Regions from separate parts of the Homo sapiens genome. Here region 1 is linked to region 2. The links are chromatin loops, found by intact Hi-C in ENCODE. Cell type or tissue: heart right ventricle. All regions are shown on one strand. Each heading gives the region's core, and the rest is flanking DNA. Links, peaks and the distances in the headings are about the cores only.

Region 1 (2,821 bases), core at 240-2,739, 55 kb after region 2:
CATATCATTTCCTTAGCTACTAAGGCTTTAGCATTTTATTGTTTGTTTAAAAAATACATATATATAAATCAGATTTTCCTTTCCTATTATTTTGACATGATGTATAGGAACAGGTTTAATACAGATGGAACTTAGCATTATTTATCTAAATGATTGTTATTTGCTAGAATATACCTTTTCTAAACAAATCAAACTGTTTATTTGAAAGAAAGCATAATATTAAGTCAAACTAAGCAAAAATTCCACATTTTATAATCATTAAAATTTATTGTGATAAGCGCTGAATTACCTCATTTGGCTTTAATAATCCTATGTGGTAGATACTCTCATTACGACTATTTTACAGATGAAGATGTTGAGGGACACAAAGAAGTCTAGGCAGTTTGCCCAAGGTCACTTAGCGTGTGAGCGAGGTGGGTGGGTTGTGTAAAGAGCCTGAAGCCTGGGGCCCAGGGCCCCTCCATCCAAAGCCTCCCATCAGCCTCTCTAGCCATGACCTCTCTCCAGCTCCACTGAGGATTGTGCTGGAACCTCAAACTCAAACATGTTTAAAGCAAAACTGATACTCTTCCCAATCAAATATCCAATCATGCACTTGACTTGTCTATTTGTCATCATCACCAAACATGCTCATTGTCATTATTCAAATTTGAAATCTTTATCACCTTAGCTTAGCTCGTCACCCACTAGGTCCACCTCCCATCCATCCTGCCATCCATTTACCCTACAAATAGCTTCGCATAGGATTGGGCCTTCACAACCATTTTCCCATCTCTCCTCTCCTTGTTCCCTTGGCCACCACTGTAACTTGCTCCCTTTACTTCTGGACCCCCAGTCACCTCTCTCCTGTCTCCTTGCTTCTAGTTTCTTCCAGTCTCACTGTATTCTGAACACTGCCAAGGTGATGAGTTTCTCAAGTATCTTATAATCACAGAATTTAGAAGTGTACAGGAGCTTAAAAACTGAATGCCAGATTTAATCGAGTGGTAGTTACTGCCTAGAACACCATGTCGAGAATATGACTGAGACTATCTCAGCTCAGTGGAAAAAGAGTACCATTACTGATTTTCGATGTCTGCCAGGAACAGAAGCGAGTGATGGCATGTGCCATGTTTTAACCCCCACTATGATTTCATCTAAGTCTTCCATTTTATAAAATTAGATCTGAGACCGGAGGGTTAAAGGTTTGCCAAAGTCACACATCCAGCCTGTTAAAGGTATTTTACCTTCTGTGTATAGTACATAAAATATATTCCATATACTAGAGTATACAGTCCTTTCATTCAGGAACTAATTCTTATTCAACTTTAAGCCAGTCCACAAAACCATAACAACTTCAAGTCCTGGCAAGATAATGTATCCAATAATTATTCATTAAATAAAAAACAATATTACAAAGTAATCTCAGAGTAGCAGTAAAGGAAGATCATTAATACTATAAATGCTTAATGGTCAAAAGAACTGTGTACAAATAAATGTAATTACATTACTTTCAAGAACCAGAACCTAAACTGATAAGGGTTTCTAGTAAGTGGTCTCTTCAGACTGTATTAATCAATATATAAATGCCATTGGTAATGCAGCCTTTTAAAATACAAAAGTTAGAATAAGCCATTTAATAGCTCTCCTGACATAAAAAGGTTTAGGTAGTTTTTGCAAAGCATACCAAAAGGGATCAGTGGGTCATAGTGCTTAGGCAGTCCCAACAGAAAGGAAACAACTGTTATCAACTAAATACGTACTATGTGCCTGGAACTGTACACTGCTGTATCATAACTAAGAGAAACTAATATTATTTTGATTTTTCCAATGAGGAAACTGTGGTCTTGAGTAACTAACTAGCTCAAGGCCAGTACCTAGTGGTAGCCATAAGGCTAGTATACAACACCATTAGGATTTGGGCCCACAACCTGTTTGACTCCAAAACGAATGCTCTTTCCAAACAAAGAAAAACTTTTCTGAAATAAGAAAATTACCCTCACAAACTTTAAAGGACAAAATACTGATTATGACTCTGCTAAATTACAAATAACCGATCATCAAAAGAAATCACAAATTCGAGTTAAGAAAAAAAACACAAGCTGAGAAGTAATTGTCGCAAGACATGTAATCCACAAAGGATTAGTAGTAATCTACATACAGAACTACAAATTAATAAGATAAATGGGTAAAAGACTGAACAGGTACTTCACAAAACGAAGAACCCAAATGGTTAATAATGTAAACAGACATTCAAACTCAATAATCAGAGAAATTGTAAATAAAAATCACAGTGAGATAATGTTTCACTGGACAAGATTTTCAAGCCTGGTATGTGAAGCACTGGCAAGGCTTTGGAACTGTAACACTTATGGCTAGTGGGAACACGATCAACATAATCGCTTTGTAAAAAACAGTTCTACATTCTCTACTAAGGCTGATGATGCATATGCCCTGTGAGCCAGAAAATTTCATTCCCTAGAGACAGCAAATGGGTGTGTGTGCCTCCACATATGTACCAAGAGCCGTGTACAAAAACCACTCACAGCAACCCTTTCACAATAGCAAAAAAACCTGGAATCAATCCAAATCTCCATCTAGAGTACAATGAATAAATAAATCACGTTAGAATACTATACAGCAGGTGAAACTGAATGAAATACAGCCATGAAATGGATAAACCTTGGGAATAGAATCTTAATCTAAATATGTGAGTCAGAAGAATACATAAAGTATAATTTTGTTGATATAAAGTTCAAAATCATACACAATCAAGATTTTTTAAAAAGGATAAACCATAGAGAAGGGAATGATATGCACAAAATCAAGGATATGGGTTGTT
Region 2 (2,821 bases), core at 125-2,624:
TTCAGAGAGTAAAGCAACAAATAGAGAATACATGGAATTTTCATTGGCACTACACATATGCACACACCCATATACACACACTTCCTTAATACCCAATCTTAAAAGGCTCAAATAAATTAAATAAAATGAAGAAGGTGACCAATGTTTGCCAGTCCTTTTCGAGGAAGAAAACTATGTAACAATTACTTTGGCAGAATTCAGAGACCCAAATGTTCTGCAAACACTTAAAACACTCCCACTTTATTCATAAAAGACTTGAAAAAGTGTACACTGGATGCTGGTATGCTATCTTTAAAAAGGCCTTCTAAGGACTCTGAAGGCACCAAACTGCAAATCGTGTGTCTGAGAATTTTGCTTCAACTATCTCAACTGTTCAGTTGCCAAAAAGGAGTATCTACAAGAAACCACTGTTTCTTTTTTTTTTTTTTTAATTATACTTTAGGTTCTAGTGGACATGTGCACAATGTGCAGGTTTGTTACATATGTATACGTGTGCCGTGTTGGTTTGCTGCACCCATTACCTCGTCATTTACTTTAGGCATTTCTCCTAATGCTATCCCTCCCCCATCTCCCCACCCCATGACAGGCCCCGGTGTGTGATGTTCCCCGCCCTGTGTCCAAGTGTTCTCACTGTTCAATTCCCACCTATGAGTGAGAACATGCAAGAAACCACTGTTTCTTAATAACCTGTCTGACCTATTATTACTCAGGTACATGGGGCTAGTGCCAAAAAAGGACCGAGATTGCATCCCAAACATTCAGAGTTCTCTGCTCATAAATATAAAGACACACATGAAAAGTCACGGCATGATAATTAACAACACAAGAAAAGTCACAAGCATATAATGTCTATTATTAAAGTAGCCTTCACTTTTAAAACAATCCAGTGTACTGCAGCTTTACAGAAACATATCCACTGTTTAAAAAAAAAAAAAAACAATACCAGGCACAGTGGCTCATGCCTGTAATCCCAGCACTTTGGGAGGCTGAGGCGGGCGGATCATGAGGTCAGGAGCTCGAGACCAGCCTGGCTAACATGGTGAAACCCTGTCTCTACTAAAAATACAAAAATTAGCTGGGCGAGGTGGCGGGCGCCTATAATCCCAGCTACTCAGGAGGCTGAGACAGCAGAATTGCTTGAACCCGGGTGATGGAGGTTGCAGTGAGCTGAGATAGCGCTACTACACTCCAGCCTGGGTGGCAGAGCGAGACTCTGTCTCAAAAGAAAAAAAAAAAAAAGGCACCATAGAGCTGTATACAGTTCAGCCAAAATTCACAAAATCAGATCATCCTGACAGGGAAAGGTTCTCTGAGACCTATTAATAATTATTAAATTACTAAACTCTTGTTAATAAAGTATTTTGGACTTCAAATAATCTATAGCTGTACTAACTTTTATTTATCAATGACAGAGTATAGTAATATTTCCCACTATGATTATCAGATTTTCTTTCTCATTCCCTGAGTATGTTACAAGATCATAATTATTTTATCTTCCAGATGAGCTGTTAATATTATGAAATATTGTTGTATCTCTATTAACATATGAACTCTATTTTGATTGACAGTAATATTTGCCTGGTATGTATTTTTCTATCCCCTTATTTCAAACCTTCTGTAAACTAAAAATAAAATTCTAAGGCCCCCAACCATCTGAATGGGCCCTCTTGGCCAAGGGCATCCCGGAGTTGCCTGAAAATCTCTTTCAGGCCATGATGGAAAAGGGGAGGATGGACATGCCTCACTATCCATCCCCCTCCAGCATTAACATCAACTCAGACCTTAAGTGGGATAAGAAATACTCAAACTCTATTCTCTCTGAAGCCTGCTACTTGGAGGCCTCATCTGCATGATAAAACCTAGGTCTCCACAACCCCTTACCATAAGCCAGACATTCCTTTCTACTGATAATGACTCTTTCGACCAATTGCCATCAGAAAAAATTTAAATCTACCTATGACCTGGAAGGCTGCCCCTATCCTGCCCTTCCAGGTCAAACCAATGTAAATCTTACATGTACTGATTGATGTACTGTGTCTCCCTAAAATGTATAAAAGCAAGCTGTACCCTGACCACCTTGGGCACATGTTATCAGGACCTCCTGAGGCTATGTCACTGGTGTGTCCCTAACCTTGACAAAATAAACTTTCTAAATTGACTGAGACTTGTCTCAGACATTTTGAGTTCACACTTCTAGAGTCACTTTGTCTTAGGTATGCCTCTCTTTGTTTCAATCTAACCCAAGAGCCTCTGTCACTTAGTCGGCAAGCATAATCCATTTGCATTTATTGGGATTACTACCATATTTGACGTTTCAGTCAATTTATTTTGTATTTTCAATCATAATTAACAAAAATATGGAAACTGGGGCCCCAAGAGTTAAACAACTCAATCAAGTCACACAGCTATGATGCTTTTATCATAATATCTTCATCACTATTGAATCTTGTACCATAAGAACACAACCTAATCTTTAAAATGCAGAGGTGATGACTCTAAACCCTAACACAGCTAAAAATTACATTTTGGGAGGATGGCTTACTCTTTCTGGGGTGCGGTGCTTTATTTGCTTTCTCATTCCATCCTCCTCAGCAACCTTTTGAAGTAGATACTATTATTAGCCCTATTTTACAGGTGAATAAACTAAAGTTTTGCTGGTGGTGGCACAGGAAAAAAATGAAGAAACCAAGAGGACTTGAACCAAGTGGGTATGACTCCAAAGCCCATGCTTTAAATGAACAAATTGGCCTACCCTCTAAGGCAAGAACCCTTTAATAGTGGTCTATGTCAGAAAAATATCAAAAAGACTCAAGGCTCTTAA

The links. Hi-C counts contacts between places; a loop is a spot of excess contacts. Peaks named below come from ENCODE experiments on the same cell type or tissue, not always from the same donor. Only the 100,000 strongest peaks of a DNase experiment are listed, where the experiment ranks them.
Region 1: it touches region 2 in a loop (3-fold over the local background); 14 of 110 quality-filtered maps call a loop at or near these places.

The regions. Positions count from the first base shown.
Region 1 is chr2:54,461,103-54,463,923 of GRCh38, reverse strand. The region is part of intron 1 of SPTBN1 (spectrin beta, non-erythrocytic 1); the gene reads right to left. Among named protein-coding and RNA genes, the nearest start is that of SPTBN1, 6.2 kb to the right of the region's middle. In heart right ventricle, for the core only: no CTCF peak of the experiment used is centred there; no DNase peak of the experiment used is centred there; H3K4me3 peaks cover 835 bases; H3K27ac peaks cover 2,500 bases.
Region 2 is chr2:54,516,063-54,518,883 of GRCh38, reverse strand. The region is part of intron 1 of SPTBN1 (spectrin beta, non-erythrocytic 1); the gene reads right to left. It also overlaps the pseudogene C9orf85P1. Among named protein-coding and RNA genes, the nearest start is that of SPTBN1-AS1, 41 kb to the left of the region's middle. In heart right ventricle, for the core only: no CTCF peak of the experiment used is centred there; no DNase peak of the experiment used is centred there; H3K27ac peaks cover 2,352 bases.